2 separate regions of the Mus musculus genome follow, and region 2 is linked to region 1. Evidence: chromatin loops called from intact Hi-C (ENCODE). Cell type or tissue: heart. All regions are shown on one strand. Each heading gives the region's core, and the rest is flanking DNA. Links, peaks and the distances in the headings are about the cores only. Region 1 overlaps Col4a2 (collagen, type IV, alpha 2). Region 2 overlaps Col4a2 (collagen, type IV, alpha 2).

Region 1 (11,286 bases), core at 2,022-10,021:
ACACACACTCACACACAGACACTCACACACATATACACAGATACATACATAAACACATAGACACACATATACATACACACACAGACACACACAAATACACACATAGTCACATATAAACACACATACAAACATACACATACACAAACATAAACACATACAGACATACATACACACTCACACTCAAACACATACACAGTCACTCACAAACACACACTCACTGAGGACCAGTGTCCCAATCACATCCAATATGGACCACCAGACTCACTCCTTCTGAGACCCATCCACCAAGTGGTGTGGACAAGGGAGCTTACCCAAAAAGGCACTTTGTCCCATTCAGTGTGGTCTCTGACAAAACTGTCTGAGCCCAGAGGAGCCATGATTCCTTCCCTGAATACATAAAATACCAAACTAGAAACAGTCCCACCCCTAGTTGGAGGTCAGAAATGAGGACAGGAACAAGCACACGGTTCCAATTCCCCCTTCACATCCCAGTCCTGGGTCAGCCTGCAGCCCTGGACTTTGCCTTTCCGACTCTGATAGGGACCCTGCAAGGGGCCCTTGCTACCTTGGGGACCTCGGTCTGCCTGGGACTGCTGTCTGGGCACCAGTAGCATCTACATCTTAATCCTGGCAGCTTGCACACCTACAGGCAAGCGTTCGGAGATGGCAGTGAGGAGGGTTGCTTTCTTTTGCTTACCTGTGAGAAGGCAAAGGAATTCTTGTTTTGCAAAACTCTCATCTTTGTACATGAGGGCCTGAACCCTGAGGGTTCAGGTCACACGTGTGATCCTGAGCTTCAGTGAAGACTATAAAAGGGGACAATATGATCTATGGCTTCTAATCCCCATAAAAATGAGCTTTCCTTACACAGCCAACATTAATTACAACCTTAACAAAGTTGAGGCTGAAAGTATTAAGGTGAACCTGAGCTCGACCATCCTTGAACAAGCATTCAGAGTGGATTATGGGAATCAGAAAGCTACAGCAGGCTTCAGGAGTGTTCCTGGAAGTTCAGAGTGGCTGGAAGCTCCTTTGAAGTCAGCGTGACAACTGTTCCTTCCCACCAGACCGCCTCCACCGCTCTCTTCAGGCTTTTGATTATTATTTCCGGTCCCAGTGGTCAGTCCTGTGCATTGGTCTCTAGTTGAACGTCTGTCCAGTGTCAATAAAATTTCATGTAATTCCCTGCAAAATCCCAGCCATGTCTTAAAGACTGAAATGCTATGCAATTACAGATGAAGTTCCGTGATGTTTTTCGTAAGCATCTCCTGGTGAAATCACACTGGAAGTCACCTGGTGAAGGCAGGATGGGTGATAGGAACATAGCAAGACCTCAGTACTTCCTCACACAGACATCTCATTGGCTGTGTGTCTGTACCCACAATGCTCTGGACCCTCCCCTCCTGTCGCCTCTGCCTCTCCATCAGACTTCAGGACTTATTCAATGTCTTCTCCCAAGAAAGGAGAGCCAGCTCTTCCATAACGCAAGTGTCCTGTCTTGGAACCTCTTTCTACAAGATGCACCTGCCCACTGCAGTGTCACCCTCTGCATCCAGGTCACATGGGTCAAATCAAGCTCCATTTGTCACAGCTGTAACCTTTCATGTCTTAAGCCTTTGTCCTCCTCTGTGAGAGAACTTTAGAATCTGCCCAGTGCATGTGGCCAAAAGGATTCCATTCAGTAATGTAGGGGAAGCCCTTAACGGGGCCTGGTGTAGAATAACCACCTCCCAAAGGCTCTGGTTACCACACTTCCTGTCCATCCCCCCTGCCTTTGGACCTCAGAGCGTGCCTCCTCCAGGAATAGTAATTCCAAGAGCTTTCCAGTCCGGGAGTATACCGCTCCTTCCATCTCTTACCCCAGCCCTGTAAAGCCCAGGCAGCTAGCTCACATCTCTATTCTAATCTGCTCAGCAGCAGAGGAAAGCACTTAGCTTGGCTGCTGAGCTGCTGTCAGAAGATTGGGTAAAACCTCATCTCCAACTAAAGGGCCCGTGGCTGTGGCTGTGGCTGTGGCTGTGGCTGTGGCTGTGGCTGTGGCTGTGGCTGTGGCTGTGGCTGTGGCTGTGGCTGTGGCTGTGGCTGTGGCTGTGGCTGTGGCTGGCTCTGTTTAAAGTATCTGCCTAAGGTTCAGGAATGCCTTTCCACACATACCACAAAGCTGGGGCTGGGTGCACTGGCCTCCACTATCCCCTGACCTCAGTTCTCATGCACCCCTAGAGAGCACACACCACAGTTGCCCTGGTCTTCTCTCATTGACCAGGCAGAACCAGGCTACCTTCCAGCCAGGATTCCTGGTATCAAGCCTCAACATTGTCACCTCCTTGAGACAGATTCACATCGAAGCCTCAGCCTGTTCTCTCAAAGGCTAGGGTGTGACCCACTCGCTCCCACACTCCCAGCTGGCTTTTCTGAGTTTGTCTCCCCACAGTGGAGAGGTCAAGGGGGTGTTGGAATGAAAAACAAAGAAATCCAGTTTGGCTTGTGTTGTTTTAAGAGAGGAATTTATTCTGTGGGTGTCAGTGAAGCGTTAAAACCCCCCAGCTCCCTACAGAGGCCTCCTGCTGTGACCCACACCCCAAGAATTCTGTTCCTGTGATCAGTTACAGCTGGGCCTTGAGTGGCGTCTCAGCTCTGGCCTGTTGCCTTTCAAACCGAATTGTCAAGGTAAACATCTTCATAGATCCTCAGCCACGTGGACAACATGATTAGGAAGATCAGAAAAGTCAGACTAGGAACGTCTGTGCTCCTGAGGTTTGGCTTTACCAGAGAGCTATGTTAGCAAGAACCAAGACCTCACTAGCACACACTCCACTGCAGTGACCTGGGTTCAGGCAAACTTAGGGAAAAGGGAGTCATGAGCTGATCCTTGCTAGGCAAAGCTCATCAAAATATTGTGTTTATTTGTTTTGTTGGGTTTTGAGACAGTATTTCTTGATGTAGCCCTGGCTATCCTAGAACTCACTCAGTAGACCAGGCTGGCCTTGAACTCGGAGATCTGCCTGCCTCTGCCTCTGCCTCCTCTGCCTCCTCTGCCTCCTCTGCCTCCTCTGCCTCCTCTGCCTCTGCCTCTGCCTCTGCCTCTGCCTCTGCCTCTGCCTCTGCCTCTGCCTCTGCCTCTGCCTCTGCCTCTGCCTCTGCCTCTGCCTCTGCCTCTGCCGAGATTAATGGCATGTATCACCATGCTCTGCCCATCTGAGTACTCTTAACCTGCTTAGGGAAGCCTCTCCTCAGAGTCCTGCAAAGCAGGCATCAGGCACTGTTATTAACTAGCTTGGTCCATTCGATTGGCGCATCCCAAAGAGTCTGACTGAACACCATTATGTCTTAGCTAGTGATGAGTTGCCAAAATCAGTGGTAGAGTCTAGAGTGCCTGGAATCTACCGGGGGAGTTGGGAAAGCTGCATCTCAGTGCCGAAAATCCCAGTGAGGAGCTGGAGGTCTTGGGTGAGTCATAGAGCACCTGCTTACTGTACATAAGGCACAGGGTTCCATACTCTCAATACAGCAAGAGAACAATACCTTCTCCTAACACACACACACACACACACACACACACACACACACACACACCATAAAATTTTATTCCTCCTTTCAGAGTTCTTCAGGCCATATTTTTGGCTGTTTGGGGAGTTTTTTGTTTTGTTTTGTTTTTTCTATTCCTTCCATAGATAAACTAGTGAATTATTTTAACCTAGCTTCATGTTGAAGAGGCACGAGCCCATGCAGGTCTCATCTGCCTCCCTACGGTAAATATAAATCTGTCTCTGTAGACCTCTTGCTATTATTTCCTGCCTGGCTTTTATGAAATGCGGGACTAAAACCCCGGGATTTCACAAGCATCAATGCCATTGTCTTGGTTATCTCAGTAGCTCATCTGCATGTTTGCTTTCATGAGCATGAAATACCTAGGACACAAGGAAGTTCCCTGCGAAGAGGCCTTTACAGGTATAACATGCTAGGGCCAAATCAGCAAACCCATCTTTTCTTAAAGTTGGGAACTAGAATGCTAGAGCACACACCAGATCCTGGAAGAACAGAGACTCCATGCCCCTGGTCCATGTTAGCTTGATAAATGAATGTTCTCATGTAATCCTTCCAATTAAATAATTTTCTATGTTAGATCATTTGGGGAAAAATTACATGATTCACTGTCTCTAAAGGCTTGTTTTGGAAGCCATGAGCAGGACACTCCCCAGCCAAAACTCATAGACTTGGGTAGAACTAATCTATGTTATGAGCTTCATGAGGTCCCCAGATTGTGGCTATAAATAAATAAATAAATAAATAATAGTATTCTTTTATTTCAGTGCAATGTGTTCACTGTTCATAACCAGCTCAAAAATAAAGGAAATACCCAGTCACTACAAAAACAGAGATAAATTGAATGGAGAAGTTCAGACTGTTGGACAAATTACTTATGTCTTTAATCCCTGGAGTATTAAATATTTTAGCTGCAAATGCTTTCAAAGATAGATTAGTTTCCTCTGAGGTCAGACAGGACCACAGCTCCTCTTGTAGTCTAAATATGAAAACTTCCCCCATGTCCACCATTACCCTGAATCATCACTGGTATATTATGCATATACTAATGTGTATTAATATGCGATGAGACTTGAGGCTGGAGCAACATCCTTTCTACAGGGAAGACTAGACAGGAACATTGGCTGTGCCTTGTGCGTCTCACTTCCGAAGAGCAAGTGCTGAGCTATGCTCCTCCTTTGCTTGAAGTGTTTATCCCAAGCAGATCATATGTGTGTCACTCATCTCAGTATGAGGTGCTTTTGTGGGTCCCATTGGATGTTTTCAGTCATGGCCATGAAGAAACAGAGGAATGTATGTCCTATGGTCCTAATAGGAAGGGAAAGACGGCCATTAACATCTCAGCACACTCAGCAGAATGCTACTCCATAGCCAGTGAAGGAAAATATAGAACTGTGAAGCCACCTTGTCATCTTTTTGATTGTGTGCATGTGTTCTTGTGTTTGTGTGTGCGTGCATACATGTTTGTGTGTGTGTGTGTGCCTGTCCATATGTATGTGCCTGTGTGTGCCTGTATGTATGTGTGTGTGCCTGTATGTGCATGTGTGTATGCCTGCATGTGTCTGTCTGTGTGCCTGTGCGTGTGCCCATAGCTCATTGTTGAATGTCTTCTTTTATTGCTCTTTACCTTATTTTTTGACCAGGGTCTCTCACTAGACTGGCTATCGAGTCTAGTGAGATGCATGGCAGGCATTTTGCTGACTGGACATCTATCTCCTCAGCCCCTTGTCATAAAATCAGGTGTGACAGATGTGACATACATACGGCTCGGAGTTGAGCGAAAGCTGGGTACTCTGTTTTTCACTCTTTCTGAAGTTTAGATGTGCTGGGCAGTTTTCTAATAAACGTGCTGGGTACAGAGCTTAACTGCTGAAGATTTAAGGCTTTCTGCTGCCCCTTGAACCAAGAGGAGGGTTTGATTTGATTTTGAAAGTCACTCTATAGCTGCATGACTTCACCCCAAGCAGGCTAAATAAATGAATTTTCAACACCATTAATGGACACTAGGCAGACAGCCGATGTGTCAGCGATTTGAAGGGGGTGAAGTGGCAGGGCAAGTGTGGAAAGATACTGTGCTTCCCGGACGCTTTCCTTGGATGGCTTCATTGTGTAGGTGTGTGGCGGGTCGGAATGAGCTGGGAGGTGGGGGGTGGGAGTGGGACACTGTCCAGAGCCCAAGTTCTTCCCAGCCAGAGTGTCAGTCTGATTGGGGCAAATCCCCCTGAAGTCTATTGAACCACCCAGCTGCTTGTCCCCAGTCATGAGACAGCTCAGAGAAGAAGGCAAAACCTCCTCAGGCCACTGTTTCTGAGAGCCACTGAAGTTCAAAGCCAAGTGTATGACTTTGTTTGTCCATCCACTTCTCCTTTCAGAGTCAGTGCTGCCCTCCTCTCACGCCACCTGGACTAGAGGCCTAGGTGACTTCCCAGGTGATTCCTCCATTTAAGAGGACTTGGCCTTCCCTATACTCATACAGCTTCACTGGGTAGCTTCCTTTCCAGCAGTTCTCTGCTGGCTTCCTACCAGTCCCGTTGTCGGGCTGCAGGTTTTGACCTAGTTTGGCTGACTGACTCTTCTCTAAATAGCTTGGTAATCAAGCTACAGGCCTGGTTAGGAACCTTCCCCGCCACATTCCTCTGGGTGTGTCTAACATCCTTCTGACCTCTGCCTGAAATCACTCCTGGAGAAATGCTGTTTAAATAAATTCTGCGCGTCCAGATTCTCCTGGGGTCAACTACGTCATTGTCTTTTCATGCAGGCTTGCTTTCTTCCTTTCTTTCTTTCTTTCTTTCTTTCTTTCTTTCTTTCTTTCTTTCTTCCTTCCTTCCTTCCTTCCTTCCTTCCTTCCTTCCTTTCTTCTTTCTTTCTATCTTTCTTTCTTTTGTTCTTTCTTTCTTTTAAATAAAGAAACTTACTAAAGTTGTTTTCTTCTAGAATAATCTCTGCCATTTCCAACTTAAGAGATGAGTTTGTACTGAGCCTAAAATATAGCAGTAAATACAGGACAATGCCAGGGCTCAGCAAAGAAGAAGCTGCTGGCATCAGGAAGCCAGGCGTGGTGGTTCACATTTGTAACATCCCCAACTCCAGGAGTCGCATCTTCTTTTTGGAGGCAAAAGGAGCACTATGCATGTGTGCAGGGGTAGATCAGGGTACCCCAGCCCTGCAATGCTCTTCTGCACCAATTTTTCCATTTTTTTTTTCGTCTCAGAGATTTCTATGTTGGAAAATGTTGGGAAGACATGAAGAGCCCTCTGTTTTCCTATTGATCATGGTGACCATGTAGTGACCAAATCCACCACAGGGAGATTGGCAGGGATCACATGCATGGCCACCTTGGTTCCCCCTTCCTCTTAGAAGGAGAATGTGCATATTGAGGTCAGAGGGCAATGTCCAAGAGTTGATTCTTCCCTTCCAACAGGTAGATCCAAGGATTCAAACGCAAGTCATTGGCGCCTTTACTGTTGAGCATCTTGCTGGCCCTAAGGCCTCCATTTTAATGTAGTTCAACGTAAGACTCTCTTTATGAAGTTACTGCTTTTCCCAAGTCTCCCTGATGGATTTTTACAACAGATTCTGTTGTGCTTTGTTTATATGAAATCGTGTATCTAAACATGATGCCGGCTTTAGTTCGTGCACTTTTCGTTTTTCTTGTCTTATTTCACTGGGCTACAACATCTTAGCCACATTAAGTCAGGGAGTACTTACCAACTGTTGTGGTTTGGTCTGTTGCTATATATTGTGATGCTAGATTCCTTAATGTAAAAATACCAGTTAAATTAAAAAAAAAAACGTACAGCCAATTCCTGGAGGGAAGAGAAGAAGGCAGGTTTTGAGTTACCTGGTTGGGGGTGGGGGTACAGAGAGAGGAATAAGGAGGAGGAAGAAGAGGAGGAAGAGGAGGACACAGAGAGGAGGAGGCCACCATGGAAGAGGTGAACCATGAGCAGATGGAGAAACAGGAGAAACAGCAAGTATTTGCGGTACACCACTGAGGAATCAGTCAGACCTGCATAAGAAAAGTAGATTAGAGGTTACCCCCCAATAATTGTCAAAGGAGTGTCATTCATTCACAAGCTAGACTTGGTTAAGATTAAATTGGCTGAGCTACATCAGCCCCTGGCGTGTTACATGAGCTTTGCTAGTAGGCTTGGAGGTGAACATTGGAAATATTTTCTGAGCAGAGGTTATCTGGACTCTTTTCAACTAGAAAGTGGCGTGGGAAACTATTTTCTAAGTCTTCTTGTCTCTAACTCGATTACACAGAGATTCAAAGCCAGAGACACACACGAAGGACGTGTTGACACCGACACAAACCAATGTTTCATGCCTGCTCCTCTGAAGAACGTGACAGCTCCGTTCTCAGAACACTCTTGAACAGGGTATATTCTCCCTCCTCTTCTTGTTCTCCTCAACTTGGATGCCAGTTGTGCCTTCTGGTCTCCTCCAAAGCCAGCATGACTTACAGAAGGCAAGAGGTGTGCTCCCGAGACATGGATTTATGGAGTTTTTCATGTTAACTTTTCACTGTCTTTATCCCCGCTACAACTTTACTGACCTTGAAAGTTTAACTTGGAAAGGCCGCTGGAGAATCCTTCCAGTATTAACTGGTTTTCTGAGTGATTGATTTATGTCATATTTCTGATGTCAGCAGTAGTCTCAAGAGTGTTGCTGGCTTCTGAGAAACAGTGGTGCCCACTGCCAAGCTCAGCTGGAGGTCTTCATTACCCAAACACGGGGTGATATTTCTAGACGGTCTCTTCTGACGGTAGTCACAAAGGTCAGGGCTCCCAATGAATAAGAAGGGGGTGTGGGAGGCATTATAGCCTCCTGAGGTCTTGTGGTGCTTGCTTGTTTCTGGAATGTGTGGGTCACCCCTACTCTGACCTGGGAGGGCTCCTAACTATAGATGCCACTTGTGAGCCCGTCCCTGCCTTGCCTTGTTTTACCTTAACTGTCCTTGCCACTCACTAGGCACAAATGTGTTTCACAGAGCCAGCTTCTTATCAGTAAAACCAAAGATGCTTCCGATTTCCTAGAAGGCATCCTCTCCTCGGCTATTCTGGGACCTCAGGTCCATGCAAATCTTTCACATGTGTGCAGTGACTCTCAGCCCTGCTGAGCCTCTGCACCTGATTTTATGTCTCCTCCCACATCTCCAGTCCCTCCACAAGGGAGGCTTTGCGTAGCACCTTTCTTCTTCAAAGACTTCTTCACCAAAGTGCCAGACTAGTAAACATCCTTCTAACAGTAGCAAGTCCCTTTGAACCCCAAGGAGAGGTGGCCCACAGCCTGGGTGCTGTCTCACCCCACTACCCCACAGTACACAATCACTATGGGTCCTGGGCACTGTATGCTAGAAGCCTGGGTTGTGGCCTTCAACAGTCACACAACTGCTTCTCTACATAGTTCTTACTATAAATAATTACATTGTTCTGTTCTAAGATAAGGTCTTATCGGGAGGGAGGCCCTGAACTAAGTGCTTTAGGCATATGACCTTAAGTTACCTTTTCTGAGGCCACAGGAAGCAGGAACTCCATCCTCCTTCAACTGCCCAGGAAACCAGGCCCAGAAAGTTAAGTTAGTGGTACCAGGTACCACTCGCCAGGCCGCCTGACTCCATTGCTTCTCTGATAGTTGCACATATGATGACAGATCACAGAAGGAATTGTGTGCAGTGTGCAAAAATGCCTGAGCTCAGAGCCCTAGGGTAATATCTGAGACATAATGCAGCTAACCTCTATGGAGCTGGGCAGGACATTCTATGAGGTTGAGCTGCAGACGTGAAACCCCGAAGAGGGGCTGGGCTTTTGAAGTGCTTGCTGTTGTTGGCTTGTCAATCACAGCAGGCCTTGCTGTGCACATATCAGAAGGCGCTAGAGTTACATGCCAAAGATTGTGTCCTAGGTCCTTTCTTTTGGGGGACCCTCCCCAGTGGAGATCAACACATGGCACATGGAGGGCAGCTTCCATTCTCGAGTAGAGAAGACTCCCATTTCCTCTCTACCCACCATAGCATCCACGACATGCATTTGAGATGTGTGTCACCAAAGCAACCCCATTGCCAGGTAGATGTGTCATGTAGGAAGCCTGGACAGAACTGTCTTGCTGAGTATTGTAAGACTGATTGAGAACAATCACAAAGCAGCCACATGCCAGGCAGGCATCATTTGCAAGTGGTTGACTCATGAAAAGCATTGGTTGTAGGAAGATTGGCTGATGCTAAGAAGATAAGAATTGCGTAATTTATAAAGTGTTATGTCAGCTCTATAGAAAGACATACAGCTGGAAGGCCAGAGGCCAGTGGTCTGCTCGCATCAGATCAGCCCCACAGGGAGCAGCCCTCTGCCCATTTTCCAGATGCAAGCCACTAGAGTTCTCCTTGTGGCGCTGTTGAGTTCTCTCGTGCTGCGAGTATGGAGGGGTTCTTGGTTCTGCCCCACAGTGTCCACTCTGGTTTCTTCCCCTAGCTATTACCACAGCTTTGGCACATATCCCCCAGGAGGTGACATGTACCTTGAAGAAAAAGAAATCTAGGAAGGATTCTTTGTTTCTGTTTTTTTATATGATTTCACTGCGTGGTCTGGATTGGCTTTAAACGGTCATTCTCCTGCCTCAACCTCCCCTATGCCGAGTGTTGAGACATTATTAAATACACCTTTCTTCTGGGAGATTTAAAGTACATTTAAATGGTTGGTAGGTACCATCTCCTGTCTTTACAATGTGTGCGGGACGTAAGGAAGAGAGGTAGCTTTGGCAAGCAAAGTTCAAAGGTTGCCATGGAAGCCTAACAGGCTGCCCACTGATGTTGACTCCGCATTTTTCCGGTGCCAATAGGACTCGCACTCTTGCCCCCAGATGGCCCCTGGGGTGCTTCTCCTTCCTTTCAGCCTACAGCTGCTTACATGTTCCCAGACAGTTTGGGATTTTTTTTTTTTTTTTTTTTTTTACTTTTATCCTCCAGGCCATTCTGAATTATTTTCTCCGCTATTCTGGAACACTGATGCTGAGAATTAAGAGCTGACCATTTCCTCTTTTCCTGGAAAATACTCGAATGGCTCTCTGATAATACATTGGGTTGTGTGTCTCAGGCAATGCCAGCCCTTCATGAACATGCAGGGAGCTATAACGATGCCTTAGTCGGGGGGCGAGCATAACAGTGCTATTCATGCGAACCGATGAATTAAAAAAGTGGGAGATGAATATGAAAAGGATGTTGAATAAGCAAGTTTTTATGGGGGCCTCAGAACAGATTGCAGTTTGGAGATTAGCCTGGGAGCCTGGCACAGTGGCCATCCTCATCAGAGCTGCTGGTGCCAGCTTGGGCTGGCTTCTCCTGCCTTTGTTTCTGACCCCAGTGACAACCAGCCAAGTCAGCTTGATTATACCACTGAATATGATGTCACACCAACAAGGAAATGTGCAGCTGTTACATGTCCTGGAGAAGATGGGTCTTCCTCTATCTGCACTCCAGGTTCTGAGAGGAACTCAAGCAATGGGGTGTCCTGCTGAGAGCTCAGGGCCTACCCCAAAACTGCCTGGTTCTGGGACCTCAGCTTCTCAGCACCAGTGCTATCTGGAGCCTTGAGCAGAGGAGGATTCTTTTCTTCTATAAATGGACAACTGCAGGATTTCCTACCCAGTGGTGGCATTGGCCTCTGTGTACTTCCCTGCCATCCCCTGCTGGCTCCTCGGCCAGTTACAACAGAGGTTCCAGCATGCACCTGTGAGCAGTGGTCATGT
Region 2 (11,286 bases), core at 1,470-9,469, 53 kb after region 1:
TTCACAACAGTAGCAAAATTACAACCATGAAGTAGCAAGGGAAGTAGTGTTATGGTTGGGGTCACCACGGGAAGAACTGCATTAGGGGGTGGCAGTGTTGGGAAGGCTGAGAACCCCTGCAGGATCCCTCCCAGTTCTGCTTGTCTTCCTCTTTGCAATGCCTGTGACTTGTTCACCCACAGATGGTGTCCCTTCCCCAGCAGAGAGAAGCCCATATTAGTGCACGGCCTGCCTCATTCCTGTTTTCCCAAGGGATTCCTGAGAATCCCTCCACTTCCTCTCGCTCCTCCCCACCCCCTATCTAATTGTGGCAGGAATAATTATCGGATATTTCCTGCCCTGGAAGTGTCTGCTCTTCTGTGGGAGCCCCCATATCCTCTTCCTCCTTTAACGGCCAATTAGACCTTGCCTAAAGATGTGGAGGGCGATTTTCATCCCCAGAAAGCGAAATATGGAGATTTATCCATACGTCCAGGAAGAGGCCATAGCAGGTAACTGATTGGTTGGTGTCTGCCCCAGCTGTAGGGAGACTTACAAGGGAAAGATTTACTGGAAGGTGTAGATTAGGATTGAGAAGGAAGCCTACCATCAGATACTGAGTGTCAACTGGATGACTAAGAACCTAGGCTGCTCTTCCCTTGAGGGACGTTGATCTAGATAACCATTCCAAGGATGGAAGAGACAGCCTAGGGCCATCCACACTCAGGAAAGGCTGGAGATAAACCGGTTGAGGTTGCTGGAGGCAACTGTTGTGAGGTAAACCTGAGTCTCTTTGCAGTTTTCGGGCAAGCTCACTTGAAAGCTGACCAAAGGGGGTGGTGAATTCAGAACCTGAAGCCACGCCCCCAGCAGCCTCTGGTGTAAGTGACGTCAGGATGACTTTTCTGTGAGCGCAGCCCTTACGACTCAAACCCACATAACATAAAACAACAATCCTGCTGAAATGCGTTGGGATGGTGAGGGAGTGAGGCTTTTAGTATTAGGTTTTGATTCTTCGGTGTTCATCTATATTTTCTGCTGTCCTTCGAGACAGGCCAAAGCAAACTCCCATTCTAAAGAAAAGGCTGTCCTCTTGCCCGACTCAAGAGCCGCGCTGTGCGGCTCCTCGGAGAGTGAGTAACATTGGCTGCCCCTCTCCAGTGGCAGTTACATGACAGTGCTGATGTCCATTTGGGACCCAACTGGCACAGAAAGTCCCAGGAAGCTGAGCATGCGGGAATATGAATGGTGGGGTGGAAACTTCCTGAAGAGAGATATGCTAAGGAGACATTGTGTCCCTCCCTATGGCTATCGGGACTATTGGGACAAAGGGCCCAAGGAACTTGAAGTTGCGGGTTTCTTCTCTGTGCTGGAGAATGAACACGGGGATTCCTGTACACTAAACATACGCTCCTGTACCTAAACACACACTCTACACTCCCAGCCACAGAGCAAGCTGAGGCAGCCCAGTCTCCCATTCAGTCTTTAGCCAACAACCAGCTTCCTGTTGCTGCTTGCTTCCCACCAAGCCTTAGCACACTCGGAGGTGACTCTTTTCCCAGTGGCTGAAGCATCACCTGCTATTGCTGGGATTGGATGAGATCCCACTAAAGCATTCAACACAGAAACCTAGGTCCATCCACGCCTCCTGGCCACGCAGGCCTCCTGGCCAACTCCCACCTCCTCTCCGGTCCTGCCACTTGCTCTCCTAGATTTGGTTGTCAGTTAAAAGCTCATTCAAACACAGGTCAAAATGAAACCATGGAGTTTAAAGGCACACAGGGAATCGCCACAGCCTGCTAGAAATGCACAGGGAAAGAGACAACCAGGGAGCAGGAGAACCCTGCAAGGTCAGTTTACAAAAAAACCAAAGCCCTTGTTTCCTCCACAGGGCCAGCACATGTCTCCTAGGAAATTAGAGCTCAAGTCACTGGCTAAGAGGATGCCAGGTTGGCCAGCATTCTCCCTACAATGGCCCAGAGAGACAGCTTCGGGGAGCCCTGCAGACCCAGGGTTTCCTCCATGTAGAAACAAGTTGCTTCTCTTTTACCTGTGATGGGAAGCTGCCATGCTAAGTAAGAGAAGGTGTCAGGGGGTTGGTTTACTGAACACTCGTGAGTTTCGAACCAGGGGTGTGCCACCATTTTGGGGCCTCGTCAGTCTGTGGGCTCTGCCCCACTCTCCTCACTCGCCCTCAGCCCATTCGTCAGTCTGCGGTCCCATGAGGGTGTGACACCATCCTTCCTTTCCTCACTCACCAGCTAGCCTAGAGGTTGGGAAGGTACACACAGAAGTTGCTCTGCTCCTGCAGTCAGAGGGTCAAGATGGTCTCAGAAGACCACAGGTTGGAGATGGGAAGCCTTCAGCTCCTGCCACACCCCGGATCTCCCAAACCACTCATCTGGGGACTTACTTGCCCTTCCTCTGAGGTAGGAACCCCAGGCATGATGAGATCTGGCCAAGCAGAAGGTCTGTGGGCAGAGAGCATGCCCTTTGCCTTAGGGGAATACCACAGTGCTCCATCCCCTTTTCATGTTTAATTTATACATTTTAACATCTTACATACATATGCAAGGACGGCTCTTCACAGGAACTTCGTGCACTACACGCTAGGCACTCGCTGTACCAGCTGAGTTCAGCCCTTCCCATCCCTTTCCTAAACTCTGCCAGTAATCCCAGACGATAAGTCCTGAACATCTTGTAATTGAATTCCATCAGAAATCCATTCAAAGTCACGATAGGAATTTCCCTTCCACCCCACTTCTCTTGAGAGAGAGCACAGCAGGCAGTCGCTGCCGGCAGGTGAGAACGCAATGACATCAGCCTTAGATCTGCTGTTCCTTAAGAACAGGTCTGTAAACTGCACAAGCAGATCTCAGAGAAGCGACCTTGTAAATGCGAGAATGTTCTGTGGTTTTATTTTTTGGTTCAAGCCAAGCCCCTGAATTCTCCAAGTCCTGAGCCTTGCCAGCCACAGGCTGACCAACATGACTAATGCAAGTTACCCACGGTCTTACCATCCTTGGGCATAAAGCCGCTCCAGCTGGAGCAAGCCTGCCAAGCGTGCAGGGAGCCCTGCTAACGGTACATGACAGTCGGAGGGCTTTGGAAACATTCCCCGAGCCAGCTGTCTATCCACCCCCACAGTTGTCTGTCTGGAGATAAGGCTCCCATGCTGGTCACTCAGAGATGCGTCACAGGAGTCTTGGATGCTGCTCCCAGCAGAGCTCTGCCAGGCAGGTCCACAGAGAGGTGGCCTGTGCTGACCCGGAACCAAAAAGCCACCCCCACAGTGTCCTGAGCTATCCTTTGCCTCTGTGTTCCAGATCTGTCATTCATTCAAATGGGTCATTAGGGATGGGCTCTTTGTTTGTGGGAGCTTGCTTAGTGTGGGGGGGGGGGGGGAGCAGAGAGAGAGAGAGCTGAGAGAGGAGAGAGAGAGAGCAGAGAGAGAGAGAAAGCAGAGAGAGAGATTACAAATGAGTTTCTATTTCTCCTTCCCACTTAGTGACGGATACATATTTTCCATTAGTAAAGCATTGAGCTCTTTTTACTTTTTAAGAACAGTGTAGGTGGCATATTTCACAATCTTGGCAAGGCAGACAAGACATTTGGGGAGTAAATCAAAGCTGGAAGCCAGAAGTCTTGGCCTAGACTTGGACTGCCACTTAGGGAAGTGTAGCAGAGGGAATCAGGTGAGAGGACAGAGGGAGACTGCAATGAGCCTCCTGGCTTCCCGGTGTATAAATGGTCCTTGGTGGAGATGGGAGGGAGTGGGCTGGGGTGAGATCCGTGCTGGATTTAGAAGTTGAGGGAGAATGGAGGGCATGAGACTCACTCCTCAAGCTTATTTTTTTTTCACAGTCACTAATTTCTTTTTTTTTTTATTTGACTTTTGAGTTCAGTAGGAGATCTCTAAAGCGAGACTTCAGCAACTCTCTGATGAGTTGAGAAGAGAGGCCGCTACCAGCTTAAGAGCAGCCTTAGCCTAAGAAAAGAGCTGTCCACACTGGCAAGCCTGACAACCATCAGGCCTCTAGGATGATCAGCTGCTGGCCAGAGGCTTTGATGCTATTCTTAGAACACAAAAGACTGAATCTACGCAGGTTTTACTCCTTTTCCCTCTGTGTCCTCTTCCTGGCCCCTCCTTGGAAATTCATTTCCCTGGCCATTTTACATGATAAGGAAGAGACTGGGTTTGCCATGGGGAAACACATTGCCAATTTAAATAGCATCAGTGAAGAAGTGGGGATTTCAGAGAGTCTGGAGTCACCATTGCTTAGAAATGGAATGGAGGAATTCACCATCACTGGTGCGTGGAAGCAGACATATCTGGCCCAGAGAGGGTGGCAGTTGGAAGCCATCAACCAAGTTAGCATGGCATGGCTTCATTACAGCATCCTTTGGATCACGTTCCTAGAAAACTATTTTCTTCCTTAGGTATGTGAAATAACTCCCCCCGCCCCCCACCGCCCAACTTAGAGAATTTTATTAAAAAAAAAAAAGTCAATTGCTAATTCCTGCCAAATTTTGGTTGTGAGTTTTTTGGTTTTGTTTTGTTTTGTTTAATTGGCAGGGAGAGTAAAAGAACACATACACTGTGTGCAGCAGCTCAGCGCTTGGCATTCTGGGAACAGTTGGAAAAGGAGGCTAAGAAAGGGAAAGAGTGAGGGGCACTAGGGAGAAGCCAAAAGAAAGCGGCTACCCACCTACTCCAGGTCCCTGGGTGGACAACTCCTGTGTCCCAGCTGCAAAATTAGATTAAGTCATGTGTTTAAAGCACTCCTAGCTCTCAAGAGTTGGGTCGTCCTTGGAAACATAGCAGTTCTAGGCCATCATGGGCTGCACTGGTTTTTGTTTTGTTTTGTTTTGTTTTTTAAGAAAAACCTCCTTGGGTTACTCATCATAGGTCACCCTAAGACCTTGCCAGAGACACTGACCCCATCTGACTTGGGGACATGAGGACCAGGCAGTGCGGGTCAACCTGGTGGGTGTTTAATTAGCCCCCAAGCTTGGCTGGCCCCGAACTATAGTTCTGTAAATCAGAACTCCCTCGCTGGTTGTTTTCCCACAAATGACCAAAAACGACTGGGCTGAGCCTAGTCTTGTGAAATCCTTCCTCCTCCGAGGTGTGTAATATTCCCTGGGTGACACAGTCCAGTTTTAAGAAAGACATGGGAAAAAAAATGGGACTTTTCAAAAATCGGGTACGTTTTTGGGAGATTTGCCATGAAACTGTTTAACGTGTAAATTCCCACACAACTGACCTAATGCAGTTTAATCTGGTCATGTGTGCACCCCATCATCTTCCTGGCAGGAAAGCTGTAAGCCACCTGCTCCTCTAGGAGGGAAACTGCCTAGGTGCTGGCAGGGTCTGTGTGGGGCTCACTCTGGTTGTCTGAAACCTGGTCATTTCAGAAGTTCCCTCTGTGGCTCAGACCATTAAAATTCTCAGTGGCTTGAGTAATGTTCCCAGGGCTAAAAGCATCTTATGTCCTTGAATATGGTCCACGTTAGCAACATATCCAGTAAGCTGGTGGAGCAATCTGATTAGATTGCCAGAGCCCCAGCCAGCTGGAGTTCTAGACTTTAACAAGGTTTTGAGTGGGATGTTTGTGCAAGCTCATCCGTCACTGACCAGAGAGTAGCTTCCATCTCCAGCTCCTCCTAAAGGACATTTTGTTAATACAGTCTGAATCTTCCATGCACCAATCTTTATGCGGAAGAACGTTCTCCAGCAGATGCAATATTTAAATGAAATCCTACATGTTTCCTAAACATTAATTCACTCATCTTCTGTCCAGTAGAGGCCTCTGACTTCTTGTGTCTGAGTCCCCATTTTTCAATGTTTATGTAGAAACACCCTAACCCAAGAAAAGCCATTGTGACTCCAACATTGTCTTCCAAAGGGAGGGAAGGCTTCACCTCTTCCGGTCCTGGAGAAACTGTTAGCAGCTGAGAGAGATAGGGAAATAAGAGGGCAGAATGCACAGCAGGTGGGATGTCTGTCACAGATTTTCCAAGGCAGTGCTCTGAGCTCCCTGGGAAGGGTCTGAAGGTCGCCATGCCAATAAGCTTTGCATTTTGTGAGTTTAGCAGAAAACTGCTCTTTTCTTAAATCATCTTGTTTCCCAAGAAGGAGATACAGACAGCCCTCGAGGCTTCCAATGCCTCCTAACAGAAAACATCTGCTGAACTTCCGGAATGTTCCTCGGGCCTTGAGCACACACCCACACGTTTCCAGCTCTTTCCTAACCATGAAGTTGGCTTCCACAGACTTTGGTTTTACAGCCAACTCTTCCACCCAGTTGTTGCATTCACCCTCGACTCCAGCTCCGTTTCGGGGGTTGATTCCATGGTGGGGCTTAGCTCTCTGTTGTGGGACAGAAAGAGGCAGCATCTTCATAGAGTGTCTGCTGTGACACTCATGGTGTTAACACTGACTGCGTCACGCCAGCTTAAGATGGTCTGACCCACGCATTTTAAGATGAATAAGAACATAATCGAGCAGCATGGAGCATTGTGTGGCCCAAAGGAACTCCAGAAAGGGGTTCCTGTGGGAATGAAGTGCTTTTGTTAGGCTTCTTCAAAGTTCTTCTTTAGTTTAGAAAATCCTCTTTGGGTACAGCAATCCTTACTGATGGCTCTGGGTGTTTTGCTCGGCTCTGCTTATATTCTGAAGGATTGTTGGTCCTGAGCAGTGGTTCCCAACCTGTTATTCGTGATCCCTTCTTGGAGGCCACATCGCAGAGATCCTGCATATCAGACATGTACATTATGATTCACAACAGTAGCAAAGTTGCAGTTAGGAAGTAGCAACATAAGGAGCTGTATTAAAGGGTCGCAGCATTAGGAAGGCTGAGAACCCCTGCTCTCAAGAGTCTTAGAAACCCTGTCTCTGTGACTAAGTCACTGTTCTAGTCTATGTGGCCATGTGACCAAACACCTCAGACTAGAGAACTTAAGGTCATTGCTTGGGCCTTGGAGAAATGCAGTTAAGAGCACTTGCTAGCCGGGCAGTGGTGTTGCATGCCTTTAATCCCAGCACTCGGGAGGCAGAGGCAGGTGGATTTCTGAGTTCGAGGCCAGCCTGGTCTACAAAGTGAGTTCCAGGACAGCCAGGGCTACACAGAGAAACCCTGTCTCGAACAAAACAAAACAACGAGCACTTGCTAGTTGGTCTAGGTTCCCAGACCCACACCCTTCTGTAACTGCAGCTCCCGAGAATCCAGTGCCCTTCCCTGGCCTCCATGGGCAGTGCGCACGTGGTACTCATACTCACGAAAGCAAACAGCCCACACCTGAACACCACAGATTCAGTGTCGAGGGAGGAGTCACTGCGTCCCAGGCAGTGCCTAGCTCCTGTGTCCTCTCATGGACAGGGTAGTCCACTAACCCGTTTATGAAGATCCACCTGTAACCTTCACACCTTCTGATAACAAAACCTTCAATGCCACTTTGGGGGTGGGGGGTGGGGCACAGGTATTCACTTCAGCATGTGGGCTTTGGGGATCTTCACATACTCAGACCAGAGCAGTTTCTGCCAGGTGATACAGCTTAGCAAACAGTATAACGGTGGTGGATTTAAGTTGCTTCCTTTTGCTATCTGGCCTTTGACGCTATCACTTCTGGGTCAGTTCAGTGCTTCTGATATAAAGTTAAATGGCAGAGTATGCAGCCAGAGGAGCTGGGCTGAGGTCTGAGGGACAGTAGCGTTTCAAGAGACCACGGAGAAATCCCTGCATGAAAGCTAAGAGAGAAGAGACAGGAGAGGCCCATCAGGGCCATGCGCCACCCTGCCAGCTCACAGGGGACACCCACCTGCCATACTCACACTGAGGGGAACTGGCAGTGTCCACTGGGAACTGTCTTGTCTGTTGCTTTGTGGAAAGGTACACTAACAGACAGCGACAGCCAGGGCTCTTCACAGCAGGAGATAGTACTGTGGTTGATCGCTGTGCTGGGTAGACTGCAGCCAGCCCACAGTGGTCACAGTTCTGCCTCCCAGATTCTTGTCTGGTGTGTCAGATCCAGAGCAGTGCTACTGTTTTGCATGAAAAAAAAAATTAATATTTGGATCACAGGAATGGTTGCCAAACTGAATGGCTAGTACATTCCCACAATCGCATAAGCCATAATTCCCCAGTGTAGACCAGATAGTGGGTTACTATTCATAACCCTAAATCTCTGAGCTGAAGAGGCCTGAGCACACCAGAAAGCTCCCCCTAGATATGTTGAAAGCTTTCTAGGGAGTCATGGCCAAATGTGGCCCTCAGTGTTCACAGAGGAAGGACCCCTGAAGGCTGGAGCTGTACTTCAAGATCAGCATACCGCCTGGTCTTAAAGAGGTTACAGGCTGAGGACACACCAGCAAATTAGGAGTCATAGTTAGAAACCATTCCATGTCTAGATACCTCCCCCAAACCCAGGCAAACCCAGGCCACCCAGTTGCTTTCAAAGGGGAGTTTGTACAACTGGAAATGGGTTTCTACGATAACAGTACTTTAATAAGAAATTTAATTTGAATTATTTGTGATTTACAAATAAGTCAGCTGTTTTCCCTCTGGCACCATTGACAATCAACTTTTTTTAAAAGATTTTATTTATTTATTAAGGACACTGTAGCTGTCTTCAGACACCCCAGAAAAGGGTGTCAGATTTCATTATGGATGTTTGTGAGCTACCATATGGTTGCTGAGATTTGAACTCAGGACCTTCGGAAGAGCAGTCAGTGCTCTTAACCGCTGAGCCATCTCCCCAGCCCCCGGCAGTCACCCTTTTAAACCTATAACTGTGTATATACAAGATGGGGTGGGGTTGTGCCACAGTGTGCTCATGAAAGTCATAGACAACTTTGTGGAATAAGTTTTCTCCTTCCATTCTCGTATGGGTCCCAGAGGTTGAACTCGGTCCATAAGACTTGCTTGTCATACATCATCAGCCTTGCCTGTCACACATCAGGCTTCCCTGTCACAAGCCATGTCACCATCTCACTGGCCCAAAGTCCATTTTTACACCTTCTAAGTGTAAGAGACATATAACAGTCCACCTGTGTGTGCGCACGTGTGTACTTAGATAACTAGGCATGTGGATCAATGATAAAGATAAATAGAGACGGTGGATACGTGGCAGAGACTGACAGAAGATAGAGAGAGGCGTGGATGGATGGAGGTTGGATAGACATTTCTCCTGACTCCATTTAACCAAGCTGACTGCTCGGTTGTCTTGCTTGCTAGAAGATAAATGAAGACTGGTCTTCCATGCTTGCCTAGCCTCCAGGAGGCTGGTGGACTTTTCTGCATGCATGTCAGGGAAGGAAAGCTCTCTGACTAATCCTGCAAAGGGCCTCTGGTGTCCTGGAAGCTCACCCCAGGAGCCACGCTGGGAGTGAGGACGGAGCAGTGACAAGGGGACGCTTCCGGGGCGTTACAGGCACTAAAGGAGGGAGCACACAGGTGGATATAAATAGACAGGATCCATGTCAAATAGCTAGCCAAGTTGACTTTGCAACCACAACAGCCCCACCCCCAAGCGTGTGGTCCAGGCACTGCACTGGCCCCCTCAAGATGCAAAACAGGCACAGAAGGGGTTTCATAGGGAAGTGTAAGATCAGCTAAGAAACTAGGTGCAGATCAAAGAGGGCTTATCCCAATATCATCTCAGAGAAGAAGCAAGGAGCGACCTTTTCAGGAAGAAAGATGTGTTCACAACATCAGGGCATCGTTAGAAACCATCAAAATACTCAAGGAACGCCATGGGTTCTGTAGTGGCACAGGTTTAAGGTAAGCGTAACACAAGAGTGCCCTTGACTTCTAGACCAGGGAGTTGTCCAGGCAAGGCAAAGGAGAAGCTCGCTAACGGGTTATTAGGACCCAGAGGAGAGGACAAGAGAGACGGACAGACTGGGGAAACACAGGACAGCAGCTACAGTGAAGCATGCTGGGTCCTTGGATTTAAGCCAAATGCTAGCAGTGTCTCTACTTGTCCAGAATTGGACTCCAGAATTGGGAGAAAGAAGGGTTACGGCAGGACAATGGTGCCGGAGGGAATTTAGACGTTCTGTGGTTAGGGATCTGCGGATGCTTGGGCAGAGTCCAGGAGAAGGGTAGGACATGGAGAGTGAGGTGAGGTGTCCTACCAGGGCTTCTGACAAGAACTGAGTTTGGCTAACTCCAGAGATACCTCTGATGGCCCTGAGCCAGCACCCAGGAGAAATGCCCGTTTAAGGAGGAGGACTGTGGAACAGGGTAAAAGCCCTCAGCTTGAGAACATTTGCCTCCTTCATAGGAGAGTTTGATCCAAGGAACTCCAAGAGCCAGCTCTCCCTGGCTCAAGTTATAGATGGGAGAGAGGAAGTGGCTTTGGAAGGTGTCTGGGCCATATCTGAATGAGGAGCCTGTGAGCCCCACAGAACGAGGACTCACAGTCACAGCTGGCCATGGGACATCAGGGGAGTCATGGGTCCACTGCTCTCCACACTTCTGCCATCTTAGCTTTCCTGTGAGCATGATTGGTGTCCCCAGCATGCCAGCCTAGCCAAGCTGACCTCGCTGGACCATCCTTGGGAATTGGGATGGAGCTGCCTAGGAATGAATGGCTGTTCTCATGCAGACAGGCTCCTGCCCCATTGCACAGCAAGTTAAGACACAGCAGGGAACCCCGAGGACATGGAGCTGAGGACAGGCACACACACGTGCATGTGTGCTCACACATGTCGTGAATATGTACGCTCTTGTAGAAACAGTCTCCTTAAGAGGCTTAGGTCATTTGGGAAGGATATCCCAAATGCCAAGGAAAACCAACATCTGTAATGGAAATCCTGCCTGAGGTCCATAGTGCACCATCTCCCTGGCTGCTCACTAAGGAAGTCAGGTGGCCTCATCTTGATCACGGGGAGGTTACCAACCTTTACAGACCTCAGGAGGATGAGCTGTGTTCAGTGTCTACTGCCATTTCATTGAAGAAAATTGCTATTCTTCTTCATATATATATATATATATATATATATATATATATATATTCCATTTAAGGCCGAGCACAACCATGTGATAACTCCAGTTCCAAGGGATCAGACACTCTCTTTTGGTCTCAGGAGCACCATGATCTGAAGTGGTGCACAGACAGACATACATATAGGCAAAACACCCGTGCACATAAAAGATAAAATAATGAAGAATTTAAGTGTCATTAGAGGAAAGGATTGGTGGAGAGCCCGAGATGGCTCAGCAGTTAGCACCAGCTGTTCTTGCATGGGAATCTGGATTCTTCCCTTCCCAGAATCCTCGTGGCTGCTCACAACAGTCTGTA

Evidence for each region. Hi-C counts contacts between places; a loop is a spot of excess contacts. Peaks named below come from ENCODE experiments on the same cell type or tissue, not always from the same donor. Only the 100,000 strongest peaks of a DNase experiment are listed, where the experiment ranks them.
Region 2: a loop joins it to region 1, with 2.4 times the contacts of the local background. A loop is called at or near these places in 3 of 42 quality-filtered maps.

Annotation. Positions count from the first base shown.
Region 1 is chr8:11,325,723-11,337,008 of GRCm38, forward strand. The region is part of intron 3 of Col4a2 (collagen, type IV, alpha 2); the gene reads left to right. The region is part of intron 1 of Gm46030 (a long non-coding RNA gene); the gene reads right to left. Among named protein-coding and RNA genes, the nearest start is that of Gm46030, 8.7 kb to the right of the region's middle. In heart, for the core only: no CTCF peak of the experiment used is centred there; DNase peaks (open chromatin) are centred at 6,089, 8,641 and 9,085; H3K4me3 peaks cover 1,108 bases; H3K27ac peaks cover 5,613 bases.
Region 2 is chr8:11,379,520-11,390,805 of GRCm38, forward strand. All of the region lies in intron 4 of Col4a2 (collagen, type IV, alpha 2), which reads left to right. Among named protein-coding and RNA genes, the nearest start is that of Gm46030, 45 kb to the left of the region's middle. In heart, for the core only: a CTCF peak has its summit at 5,651; DNase peaks (open chromatin) are centred at 2,312, 3,162, 4,082, 6,182 and 2 weaker places; H3K4me3 peaks cover 321 bases; H3K27ac peaks cover 5,949 bases.